Linked DNA regions of Homo sapiens: all the other regions are linked to region 1. Evidence: chromatin contacts called from ENCODE Hi-C or POLR2A ChIA-PET data. All regions are on one chromosome and are shown on one strand. Each heading gives the region's core, a stretch centred on a gene start or an enhancer-like site at or near the end of the contact. The rest is flanking DNA. Distances are from core to core; before and after follow the strand shown. Region 1 has its middle 78 kb from the start of LINC02991. Region 2 has its middle 38 kb from the start of HDAC4-AS1. Region 3 has its middle 64 kb from the start of HDAC4-AS1.

The links. A loop is a pair of places that touch in the nucleus more often than their neighbours do. ChIA-PET counts read pairs that join two places held with the same protein, here RNA polymerase II (POLR2A). Pooled maps may share reads with other maps.
Region 2: a loop to region 1 is called in a map of endothelial cell of hepatic sinusoid, with 9 times the contacts of the local background. The contact joins two enhancer-like sites. A Hi-C loop is called at or near these places in 2 of 168 maps with a recorded cell type or tissue (endothelial cell of hepatic sinusoid and heart right ventricle) and 1 of 50 pooled maps. POLR2A ChIA-PET finds 5 or more read pairs at or near these places in 2 of 52 experiments (WTC11 and endothelial cell of umbilical vein).
Region 3: a map of CD14-positive monocyte shows a loop between it and region 1 (4-fold over the local background). The contact joins two enhancer-like sites. A Hi-C loop is called at or near these places in 2 of 168 maps with a recorded cell type or tissue (both CD14-positive monocyte) and 1 of 50 pooled maps. POLR2A ChIA-PET finds 5 or more read pairs at or near these places in 1 of 52 experiments (Panc1).

What each region holds. Positions count from the first base shown.
Region 1 is chr2:239,497,991-239,502,240 of GRCh38, reverse strand. No RefSeq gene overlaps it. Among named protein-coding and RNA genes, the nearest start is that of LINC02991, 78 kb to the left of the region's middle. RefSeq lists enhancers at 1-346, 347-848. Within about 2 kb of position 1,705, at least 5 of the 41 ENCODE cell types and tissues checked have a DNase peak (open chromatin) inside an H3K27ac peak, as active enhancers do; they include CD14-positive monocyte, where a contact is called at or near this core.
Region 2 is chr2:239,436,976-239,441,225 of GRCh38, reverse strand. No RefSeq gene overlaps it. Among named protein-coding and RNA genes, the nearest start is that of HDAC4-AS1, 38 kb to the right of the region's middle. Within about 2 kb of position 1,710, at least 3 of the 41 ENCODE cell types and tissues checked have a DNase peak (open chromatin) inside an H3K27ac peak, as active enhancers do.
Region 3 is chr2:239,463,406-239,467,655 of GRCh38, reverse strand. No RefSeq gene overlaps it. Among named protein-coding and RNA genes, the nearest start is that of HDAC4-AS1, 64 kb to the right of the region's middle. Within about 2 kb of position 2,320, at least 11 of the 41 ENCODE cell types and tissues checked have a DNase peak (open chromatin) inside an H3K27ac peak, as active enhancers do; they include CD14-positive monocyte, where a contact is called at or near this core.

The DNA.
Region 1 (4,250 bases), core at 456-2,955:
AGATCCTTCCCCATGAGCCCAGCCTGCCCCGCAGCCTCAGGAACTGGGTCAGTCACGCGGCTTCCATCCAACTCAGACGCCCCCACTGGCCACCTCACTAAGCCTCTTGGTCTCCATCCTTTCCTTGGATTCTTGCCTCTCTCACCTGTAGCCCAGATTTCGGTTCAAATCAGCAAGCTGTCGATGCGGATTTGCCCGCACTCATTCATTCAATGGCTGCACCCTACAGTGGCCGCACTGTGGAAGTGCTGGAGCAGAAGGAGCTGGGCAGGGCTGCAGCTGGGGGGCTCTGCAGCCATCGGCCCAGTGGCCACAAAGGGCCCTCCCCACAGAGGGTGGAGCAGGGCTAGGCTTGCACGACATATAAACAGGGACACAGACCAGTCCACCCCGGACCAAGAAGGTTGCAGCAGCCATTCCAATGGGGTCTGGTGTCACCAGGACCTGAGGCCCTCTCTCTCTCCAGCTGTCCCTCCTACCCCTCTCCCTCCCTTGCCCCTCCCCCTGTTACAACACCAATCTCCCACTCCCCACACTGGAGGAGCAGCCTCAGTCCCACGTCCAGGAGAACATTGGTCCCATCCTGTCTCCTTGTCCTTAGCTCACCGGAGGGCACCAAACAGAAAGAGAATCCAACCCAGAACTCCCTCTTTATCTGCCTTCCTTGCCCGCCTCCAAACCGGAGTCAGAGCCATTCAAGGAGGATGGAGAAGGCAATTTCCCGAGAGCCTGCAGGTTCTTCTCACCCGCGATGCCCATGTGGGCCCCACCTCAGCCTGCAGGGAAGTATTCTTAGAAGTTCCTTCTTCACGAAGTTAGGTAACTTGCTCAAGGTCACGTAGCCACCAGCTGAATAGAGGAAGGGAGAATCTACGAACACTCCAAGTCACGCTTGTAGCATTGTCCCGTGCAGTCTCTGTGTCAAACCAGGTAGTCAGTGGTGCTGTGAGCCGCCCGGGGCACTTCTCCAAGCTGGGAAGAGGCTCCAGGCTCGGAAGCCCCCTGAGAGCCCTCCCTGACCCACCCTCACCCTTGACCACCACTGAGGGGAATTTCTTCATTTTCTGTGCCTGAAGGTTCAAGAGGGAAGTCAAAAGTGGCTTCCAGTCAGCTTAATGGGGACGGGGTTTTCTCTGGGGGTGATGAAACTGTTTCGGAGCTTGACAGAGATGGTGGTTGCACAACACCGAGGATGTACTAAATGCTGTTGAAATTGACACTGCAAAAGGGTTCGCTTTATGTTATGTGAATTCCACCTTAAAAATGCTTTAACGTGGCTTCAAGACAAATCTTAGTGGACCTTACAGAGCATTTTGAGACACTATCAGCAAATGCCCACAGAGCTGGGCCCCCTGTGCCTCCCCGATCCCAGGTCCATGAGCAGAGTTAACCCTAAACCACCTCCTGAGCCACAGCCTGAAAGTAGCCCCCACCGACAGGGGAGGCAATGGAGTCCAAGGGTCCCTGAGGCCATGCCTCATGCCCACCACGTCCAGCAGAGTGACCGGAGCAGGTGCCTCAGTCCACGCCTCCCCAGGATGAAGAGAGGACAGCAGGGACCTTGCCAAGTTTCCCTTTGGGTGCAACAAGTTCTGTCACTTGTAAGCAGAGCATGAAGCATGGCTCTGTGGTCACTAGTAAAAGCTGGTGTGTGACACGAGGGTGGGAACTGGGAGCAGAGATGCCAGCACCTCCTGCGTCTGCCTCAACATCAGCCACCTCCTCCTGCCCTCTGTTGCCCTGACTGCCCATCTCAGGACTTCCTCGTCCTCGGTCTTGTTTATGAGCCTGTGGCTTTGAGGACGCTCAGTCCGTCCTCAGAGCCAAAGCTCTGGCCCTGGGAGAGGAGCGGGAGGCTTCAAGCTTCTACACAATGGAAAAGCAAAGATGAAATAAGAAAATTCCTCTCGGTCCAGGAGTCTGTGCTGAAGAAATGACTCATTACAAACAGCAGAAACTTCAAGTTAGACAGATGGGGAGAAACTCTCTGAAATGTGCTTTTCTGCCTAATTTAGAATAATTGCAATCCACTACATTAGGGCATCAGGTTTTCAGCATCTCATGAAATGCTGAGGGTGAGAAGGGAGCATTTTCTGACAAATTAAGATCAAGCTGAAAAGGCCAATGTGCTGGCTGCTGTTCAGCCTTGGTCCTTCTCCCGCAGCTCCACGTGGCTGTAGCCAGCAACTCATCACAGGCAGCTTGCAGTCCGAAACCCACTGTGGGCTGATCAAAGACTGAAACCCTAGAAGGAGAGAAGGGAGAAGCAAGAGGTCCCTAGCCCACAGAACCTTGGGGACCGGCACAGCACCCTGGTCCTTCCTCTCATCCTACTCTCTGCCACCCACCCAAGCTGGGAAGAGGCTCCAGGCTCAGAACACCCCACCCCAAACACTTGGAGAGATGCTGGCCTCCGCTGCCTCGTGCCTTCCAAGAAATGAGGGTCCAAGCCACTCTTCTTCATCCAGATCTTGGCTCTAAACCTGCAGTGCACTCTGAGTTGGTTCCTGCTATCCCAGAGCCTCATTTGGCCTTAGACGCGGAGAAGGAGCATTTCACAGCTGGAACAGAACTCCCATGCTCCCAACCCCAGCATCCTTGGGCCACCGATGGGAAAGCTGAGACCCCCTCACCTTCACCCAAGGAAGGAAACTCAGTCAGGGTCACCAGAATAATGAAAAGCCAGGCTTTCTCCCGGACGCTTTGCTGTTGAATCTGCCCGAGAGCAGTGCCGGTGGAGCCAGGTGGCTCTGGGCCAAACCACCACTCGTCCCCATTGGATTTGTGCTGACTCCCACCCAATTCCAAAGAATTACATCAGAGCTGTGGAAACCAAGACCAACGAAGCACCACACCAGTTGCCATTCTTCTAAGCTCCAAGTCCTCTACGCAACTAAAGACTCAGGATCCTTCCACGTAAACCCAAGAACTGGGAAGCCTCAGCCATGGCCGGGGGACGTCAGAGGCCGGGAGCCACTGCCCTGCCGGCCAGGCCAGCAGCTCACCCAGCTGGAGATGTAAGGGGACAAGGGGACGGCCCCATGTCGACCTCCTCCACCTGTGTTGTTCCCATGGAATCGGGCTGTTTATGTCCTCATGCATTCCCATGCAAACAGGCCAGAGCAGATGGCCCCTGGGCCGTCGTGCCCACACCACTGCTGTGCGGTGAGCAGGGCCTGCCTCTGCTTTCTTGACTTTCCCTAAAGCTCTCCTGTGGTCCAGCCACCGGGGTTCAACCCTCAGAGCCCCCGTGTCATCCCCCTCCGTGTAGTTCAGGTTTCCCTTCCTGACAGGCACAAACATCTTCCAGCCTGAACATGAGCAAGACACGGTCCCACTCGGCGTTCATTTTCCTTGAACCTGGCCCCACCTCCCTTTGCAGTCCGGCCCAGATTGTCCTCATAACCTGGTGTGGCTCCACCTCCCGTTGCAGTCCGGCCCAGATTGTCCTCATAACCCGGTGTGGCTCCACCTCCCTTTGCAGTCCGGCCCAGATCGTCCTCGGAACCCGGTGTGGCCCCACCTCCCTTTGCAGTCTGGCCCAGATTGTCCTCGAACTGGTGTGGCCCCACCTCCCTTTGCAGTCCGGCCCAGATTGTCCTCGGAACCCAGTGCAGGCCTCATGCATGGCAAATATTCCACAAACACACGCGGAACTGAACATCACCATCAACGCATTGATCATTACCATTTAGTGAAATAATGAAGGCTGCCCTTTAAATTTGCATTTGTGTGGACCAATCATCAGTAGCCAAGTGACCTGCTGCCCTGTCTCTGTGGACCACAACTCAGGGGAGCCCCGAGCAGAGCCAGCTCCCCGAAGTCCTCCAATTGTTTACATTTACGTCACATGTGGAACTATGATCTGGGAAAGTTGGATGTGGCCAAGTCAGAGGAGCTGAGCCTGCCCTGGGCTGGCTGCAGAAGACTCGGAATTCACTGCCTGGTTGGACCCTCACTGCAGATTTGGGATGTAGGAGGGCAGGTGGTGGTATCCCCTGGAAGAGTGCTGGGAGGAGGCAGCTGAAGACAGGGGAAGGCTCCAGGTTAGTGGCACAGATGTCATGGGCCTGTCGTCAAGATAAAAGCAATGGGAATATGACGGACCATGTCAAGATCTTTTGTGTGGAGGCCGGTCCAGGGGCCACTCAAGACCTTAAGTACAGCACCTCCGTAGGAATTCTGCTGGGATGCCACAGGAGAGGTCGGACACTTCTAAGACCTCACTCTCAGCAAGACTCGAGTCTCTT
Region 2 (4,250 bases), core at 461-2,960, 61 kb after region 1:
CTCCCTGGGGAGGAGTAATCCAAGTAAAGCCCACTTCTGATTCCAACTAAAAGAAGTTTATAGACATTTTCTGTTTATTTGTGCCTCACACACCAATCAAAGCGAGCCCAAGTCACTGCCTGGCTCACGAGTATCTGATTTGGGTCCTATTATGTTGTCTGTTGGGGGGCACAGCTCAGAGTCCGAACTGACGGGTTTCCAACAGCCCGTGCCAGTGGGGGAAGGAGAGGCCCCCTGCCCGCGTGGCATTCAACAGCCCAGACCCAGGGGGCCTGCCATCTCCGTTTTGCCAGCAGAAGAATCACAACTGCCAAGATTCAGCTTCAGAGTGAGTGCAGCTGGGCACAGCCGAGGAGGGACCAGGAGACCGGCTTTGTTCTTCAGGCCGGCCTGCCAGATCAAAGCTGCACTCCCCGACCCGGGCATCCCGTCCCGAGGCCAAGACCCATCTCATTGTTGATCCACATGTGTCTCGCCCTCCCTCCCTGCAGCACGATGGGCGGCTGTTTAAAAACAACTCTGACAACACTGAGCAAAACAATCCTGCTGCTTGTTTCAGACAAAAGAGAGAGCCGGTGCGGCTCAGCTCCCAGGCGAGCCCGAGCTGGAAGCTGAAGGGGGCAGAACGGCTGCGATTCTGTGAATTGATTCTCACCTGCTCTTCTCTTTGCCCTTTTACAAAAGCTGGGCCAGGGTGGGCAAGGCGATGACAGATTTGGGGATTAGAGATGCTTCTGAAATGCAGTGCAGTAATTTTCCAGAACAACAGCTGCACCTGGGGCTGGGCAAGGTCCCTGGGAAGATGTTTTCCTGGCTTTCTGTTCACCTGCTGAGGAATTCTGACCACCAGCTCCTTGGGAGGAAGCCTAGGGATCATGCAGGAAGAAGCCAGGGATCTGGCCCCAGCGAGGGCAGCTGGTGCATCACCACTGATTAGATGGCACTGGGGGAACCCTGATTTCTCCCCACCCTGAGCTGGGAGCTGGGAACTGGGGTTCAGGCAGGATGGGCTCTTGCCTGCCTCGAACAGCCAAGGGCCATGGAGAACTCAGGCACTTGGCCAGGGGGTCTGGCCGGGGCTTTAGCCTTGGGGTGGAGGGAGGGGCCGTGGTGGAGTTTTAGGGGCGAGAGCTCTCTGAGCACCCCTGAGTCCTGCTCTGGGACTATACAAAGAGGAAACAGGGCCCAGATCTGTGGCTTGGGAGGTCCCCAGACTTCCCTGAGCCTCTCCCCTACATCCCTGACTGCACAGAGGGGTGCACCTACCTCAGGGTACCCTCCTCGGCAAGGGTGGCAGTGAAATCCTTGAGGCCCGCCATGCCCCAGTGCCACAGGCTCCAGCTGCCTCCTGCATCTACAGCCCCACGTCATCCTCGAGGCCTCTTCTGCCACCTCCTTCCTCCCTTTCACCCCGGCGTCCCTTCTCTCCTCCTGACAGGCTCTCTCAGGGATCCCTGACTCTTCCCCATCGGGACCAGCAAACTCATGCCAGCATGTTCCCTCGCAGAGTGCCGGAGGCCAAGGGGCTGCAGTGCCCGGCCTGCTGGAGGTACCCAATGGGGTACAGAGCCATGTGCCACTCTAACCTCACCCTCAATCTAGCTGCCTGGTGAGCAGCTCTGGGAGTGTATGGCAGACAGGCGGACACGCCCTCAGGCCTCCCCACGACACAGCACCCGAAGTCCACGCCCACGCCAACCTCCCTAGAATTCTCCACACATCCAGCCTCCGAGAGAGCAATGCAATAAGGAGGCGATTTTGTGCACACACAGCTTCATCTTCTGAAGGGTTTGGATTGCGGTGGCTCAGCATCTCGCCTCGTGCAGCTGCAGATTAAAAGCTTCAGAAATGCGTCTTCACTAAAATGACTCCAAGATTGCCTGTGATTTCGGCGAGAGGATTTTTCCTTTCTTTCGCCTGTTCCTTTTCACTTGGCTTTTTCTCCCTTTTTAAAAAACATAGTCATTAAAGAAGATCCCTAAGGAAATGAAACACAGAACACTATGTGAACATATCACAGAACTTCTGACTCTCGACACTCAATTCCCCAGAAAATGTTGAATTAAGCCAGTTAGTTCCACATTTACAGAAACACCGGAAACTTGCTGGGGAAATTATTCAGAATGAAATGAGTAGCTGATATAGTGTCTCTGCCTGCTCTCAATCTGCCCAAAGCTACTCTCACTTATGAAATTTTTATGAATGAGAAACCGTAAGACTACCAGCACCCCCGGTATCTGGATAGCCAAAGCCAGGTCCCAGGCGGGGAAAGCCTGACATGTTCAGACGCGGGACTTTGTTGGTGTCTTAGACCCCTCTATTAAAGTTGGGTCATAGAACACACTTAGAGATAAATGTGGCCCTATCTCATGACTAATTACCTTCTAAAATTCACCTTCTTACATAACTTCATTAATTTCTAAAGTCACAAACCCCTGCTGCATCTCAGATCGAAACATCATTTACAATTATTGCTGGTTCAATATGTAACATTCTTTGTCATCCCACAAGAAAAGAAAATTTAAATACCTATGTATATTTGGAGAGTCCAAGAACACCGTACTTAGGTAGGTTGAAATATAATTATTGGAGTTTTTATTGCATCTTTGTATGACATCATGATGTGATATGATACAGGAATGCTTCCACTGGTTCTTCATATTCAGGATTCTTCGGAAAGAATAGCCTTTGTCATACAGAAAGAGGACGTTCACTATAACCAGGATAGTTTTTCCCATAATGCTTAGTCACATAAACCTAATCAGACACCACATCATAATATTCTATATTCTGTTCTTATGTTGGTGTTGATTTATGTAAAATATGTTTTACTTAAAACTTTTTATACATAAATATATTTTATGTAAAATATATTTTTATTTTCCAAATAGCATATAGTAAAATTGACTACAAACTTTAAAACCAAGAAAAACACCTCAGTGCAGTTTATAAATAATTTTCATCAGGCATTTGTCAGACATTGATATGTCAAATACGTTGTAAAATACCATCTTACCTCTCACTATACAATAAGAGATGTATTCTTTATAATATTTCAAAAGCCAAAAAAAAGGGAAATGGAGGAAAGCTGAAAATATTGTGTTTTCATATACAATTCTGGATCTTTCTAAATAAATGCAAGACAAAAATAAAAGGCCATGAAACAACACTTTCTTTGATTATAATCGTACCTGCCAAAATCCTCTTTTGTCAACTTCATGGGTTCATCAATATTACAAAGTCTATCCATGTGCTCCCTCTGCGAGGTGTACCCATTTGAAATAAATGAAAGTAAATAGGAAAAAAAAAATAAGAAAAACAATGAGTGATATCTTACACACATGAACACAGGTGATCAATTGTGAATCTTTAATGCCTGTGAATAAATATGTTGAGTTTTTAAAAAGGAATGACCTGGTCCCGATGGTGAAGTCATGGCTTCCTTTATATACTATGACCTTCTTCTTCAAGAGCTAATTCTAGGAGGTTTTTTATTGTATCAGATTCTTTAAAATCACTTTAAGGGGTTACGGGGCCAGGCTTTAAGCATGTGTAACAAGGAAAGAGGAAACACAATTTTCTTAGCAGCTAGAATCAGAGCTGTTTTAGGGCAGAATCCTCTTTAATTGCAAACTTTCTTGCAGAAGGTAAGTCATTACAGAAGAGGGCTCAGCTGCATCCAGGATCCTGTGGTAGCGCAGAACCCCCCAGAAGCCAGCGGGTAGGTAAGGCCTGGGACAGCCCCAGGCTGGTGAAGGCCATAGAGAGATGTGGATGCTGACCTGCACCATCTTATAGCGGGGCGTTACTCTTCAGCACTAGTCAATTTTGAGAGGAACTTGGCCAGTTCTTCCAAATTTTTCAAGGAAATCTAGGTGCTTATGTGAAATCTCTCACTTTTTAAATGTTTACCTAACATTGTTTTTAAAAATAAATGATTTTTAAAATTTCTACTATGGAATCCCAATTTTTAGTTTTGAAGAAAGAGAGAAAACTTGTCCTGCAGGAAGCAAAAAGAAGAATTTGTTTTCTCCTAGGTTGAGAGCAGGAAGACAGAGCCAGTGAAATATATCATGTGATGTGAGTTGTGCAAAGTAAGTTCCTGTCCTTGGTTTCCATTCCCACTTTCAACAAATCATATAGGTTGGCACTCAACTCCCATTCTAAACCTCCTTCTTACTAATCTGCCCCTACTATAAAAAGTAGGAATTAATTAGAAAATTTCTGAACTACTCCTGAAGGTAGTAGTT
Region 3 (4,250 bases), core at 1,071-3,570, 35 kb after region 1:
ACATGCCACACATCACACACATGCACACCACACATCACACACACCACACCAAAAACACACACCACACATGGAGACACACATATCAACATGCACACACGTACCACACACCACACATGCACACACATATATCACACCGCACTATGCACACACACCACAAATCACACATGCATGTGCATGCCACACTACACCACACACAGGCTGAGGGTGGCTCCAACCACGCATGCACACACATGTGCCACATAGGATACATACACACCACACAGTACATGCAAACACACGCATGCATGCACACACACACATAAACTCAAACACCACACACACAGCCTAGACTTCCCATGGCAGCATAAGTAGACATTTTAACACATCAATCAAATCATGTCCCACCTATGAGACCCCCACACCTAGGGCCCCCCACTCCTTAGGAAGAATCCACGGTCCTCACCGTCCCCAGGAAAGCCTGCGGCCCAGCTCCCACCTGCCCCTCCGGCTTTACCTTCCTCTGCTCCATCCAGCTTCCCCCCACGCCCTGACACACCAAGCATCACCTGCCTCCTGGCCTGGCCCAGGCTTTGTCTGTTTGGGACATTTTTTTCCCATGGATGTGCACAGCCCCATCTCCCATTTCACTGTCTCAGCTCCGATGTCCCCTCTCAGAGGGACCCACCTTGTCCACCCCAGGCAATGCCACCCCTCACCCTGGATCCCTAGGGTCTGCCCGGGTTTACCAGGCCCTTGTTCTGCAAGGCAGCTTCCAGACGTGGCTGTCAGGGAGCAGCTGTGGGGCAGCCTCGGCAGGAGAGACACGCTTACACTCCCCGCCCCGCCCCCCAGAGTAGGCCAGGGGCCGCAGGCCAGCTCGTCCTGGGCAGCACCAGGGGGTCACCTTCCCTTTTCTCTGTGAGCTCCTTTGGTACCAAGCTGATCCCCACTCCACACAATCGGCATCTTGACATTTACCAGTGAAGGAGAAGTGATGGGTGAGACAGTGACCCCCAGGGACGCCTGCTGTAGGACCAGAAGTGATTGCTAGCCAGAGCCAGGGTTGGGGGGCGTCCACTAGTCAGGAAAAGCCATGTGTCATGCAATGTCCCCAAATGGAAACCAGGACCACCAGCCTCCTGCCCGCCAGCCTTCTCCCGCCAGCCTCCTCCCGCTCCAGGCCCAGTTGATTAGCTGCTCCCCTGATAATGAGGGGCCCGCTGCTTGGGGCCAAGGAAGCTTCAGGCAGGAAGAGAGACCTCAAGCACTATGGAACCAAGTGGAAATTGGCCACAAAAGACTAATTAAAGGGGCCTGAGGCCTCCAACCTGTCACCTTGTGTGGGCTTTTAAAAAGCTTTGCAGACAAGCACAGAACGCTAGGACTTTGGTCTTAATTAACTCCACGTGTCTTGTTGAGCAAGCAGAGACAAGAAATAAGCGCCTCTCCTGCCCCCAGCCAGGAGCTCCTCATGCCTCCCAGAGGCTCTGGGCTGGTTTGGGTGGAGATAGAGGGAGGAATAAGGTCTGTAGATGGGCCAGCCAGGTGCCTACCAGGTGCCCACCAGCTACCCAGCAGGTGTCTGCCTGGGACCTTCCCAGGGACCCTGGGTATTCTCTGCCTGCGTCCATCACCTCCACCCCCAGAGCCTGTGACCTCCCTGGCCACAGCACACAGAGGTGCAGAGCACAGCCTTCTACTCCAGCCGTGGCTCCTGATGCCTGGCAGCACAGGTGTCACCCACGAGCCTGTTAGAAACGCAGAACCGAGGCCCCGCCCCAGGGATTCCCGTGCATCAGTCTGAGAAGCAAGCGCTGTCCTCGGGGACGGCTCCAAGCCCACTGGCTGAAGGCTGTGTTGGGGCAGGCTCAGCTTCCTCATCTATGGGACGGGGATGCACACTGTCTACACCACGGGTCATGAGATTCCTCGTGATGTGTGTGCAAAGCACTTGGCGCTGAGCCACAGGAAGCACTCAGCGTTGAGAATCAGCTGTCTGCCTATTTAAGTAACTTCATGGGCCGCTTAAAAAAAATTTATCGCGGCAGCACACCTGTGAACCTAGTTACTCAGGAGGCTGAGGCAGGAGGATCACTTGAGCCCAGTTCAAGCCTACAGTGAGCCATGATGGAGCCAATGCACTCCATCCTGGGGAGCAGAGCGGGACCCTGTCTCTAAAATAGTGTTTATCCTGCTGGGTTTGGCTGAAGGGAAGGAGGGGCCTCTTGCTGCCCTCAGACCTGGTGACTCATAGCCCTGGCACCAGGGAGGGCCCAGCTCCATGGGAAGGGCACAGAGCAAGCCGGGGAAGGATCCAGCTGCTGCCAGCCACACGTCATCCACCCGCGCTGCTTGGCACCCATGTCCCCCACCTCCCGGCTGGATGAGAGTGAGCAAGCCCGTCGGGGCTCATTAGCAGGTGCCCTAACGCCATAGGAGAGGAGGAGAGAAACGTCCTGGGAGGCCTGATGTCAGAGGAGCCTCAGGATTTGAGTGAGGCCTGTGAGGCGGCCCTGTGGGGTCAGGGGGCACGGTGGGACAGATGTCCAGGAAGACAGGGGAGCTGCAGGGGACACGGACACTGCCCCCTTCCCTTCTCCCTGTGCCAGTTCTCGGGGTCCTGACTGATTGGTCTCCTCCCTGCATCCCCCACTGTGTCCTTGCCCCATTGTCCTCCGCCCCCAGACAGTGGCAGGCACCGGTGACGGGTGTCTCCTGTCCACAGGAGGCTGCACCCTCCTCACTTCCTCCTCTCAGCTGTCCGCGGACACCTTGGAGCAAGACAGCCCCACACCTCCCAGCCTCTGCCATGCACTCACCAGACAGGCGGCCAGGTGGGCCGCAGCTCCGCAAGGGAGGTCTCCAACTGGCAGATGAGCTCCTCCGCCAGGCTCCTCCCCTCACTTCTAGGCTCTGGGCCAAGGCCACCTCTTTTCCTCCTTCCCTACTCTCGGCTCCCCACCACTGCCACCCCCAGTTCAGCAGCCTCGTGCTCCCCCCGGTCATGGCACAGCCCCCATGCCCCACGGTCTCCATCCTGGCCTCTGTGTTGCTCCACCATGCTGCCTGACCTGACCACCTGAGAGACGCAGTTCCGACCCCCACTCTGAGGCCACTGAGTGTGGGGCCCCTGGGCTCAGTCCCCAAGGCCTGAGTCAAACCCACCTCCAACGCTTTCAGCTGGGGGCTTGAGGCAAGTTCCTCCCGGCCTGGGCTCCAGGCTCATCATCTGTAGAAGATAATGATGGGACCCCCCTTGTAAGATGGGGTGTGGCTGCTGCCCACCGGATCTAGGCCAGAGCCCCCTGTGTCTCTGCTGTCCTACTTCTGCCAAGCACAGCCTCCTGGCCAAGTGGCCAAGCGGCAGGGACCACGGGGCTGCCAGAGGTGGTGGTGTCACCCTGAGAACTCAGCTCAGTCCAGTGCTTCTCCATCCCAGGAGAGGAGGGTCCAAACACCCAACATTCCCTCTCCTCTGGGGCGAGCTGTGCTCCCCAGGAAGTGAGCTACAACCTTCCAGGGACAGCCGGGGCTCCATCCCAGCCAGGACCCACTCCAGGCCCTTCCTCAGCACATGACATGCATGGACCAGCTCCACCCCTCCAGGGGCCCCGGCCCTCACCGCACCACACCCTGCTTTCCTGGGATTCATTCCAGAGGCGCTGTGGGGACCGCTCAGTCCGGACCCCTCATTTTGCAAATGGCAAAGCAAGGAGCCAAAAGGGCAGGCAATGACCAGCATAACCCCCTAGGACCGCAGGGAGCAGAGGCTCCAGCCAAGTCTGGAGGGCACGCCAGCCACTGCCCCAGCTCCATGTCCCGTTCTCTCCCGGTGGCCCGGGTACTTTGATGTTCCCCAGGGAGGGCGTGCCCTCCTGCTGCCTGCACCTGAGGCCTCCTGGCCTCGCTAAAGTGGCCTCATGCTGCCAATGGCTGCACAGAGTTCTGTGTCATAGCCATGAGCACTAGCCCGGTGTTAAGCAGCCTATTTAGAAAGATGATCTATTTTTAGCTGAATCTTCTGCCAGTTGCTTAATATCTGTTTAAATACATGAATTAACACATCTGTCAACAGCACTTAGAGTGGGAATCAGACACACACTCACGGTGGAAGGTGATTTAAAACGAACACATGTGGCAGAATGAAGCCTTAGGGGTGGCTCTTGTTCTTGGCTCCTGGAGGGGCGCCATGCCGATGGCAACCCCCTAACAGGGCAACAGCAGTCAGGCAGGTGGAGCCCCCTCTACGACCTCCTCCAGCCGGGTTGAAA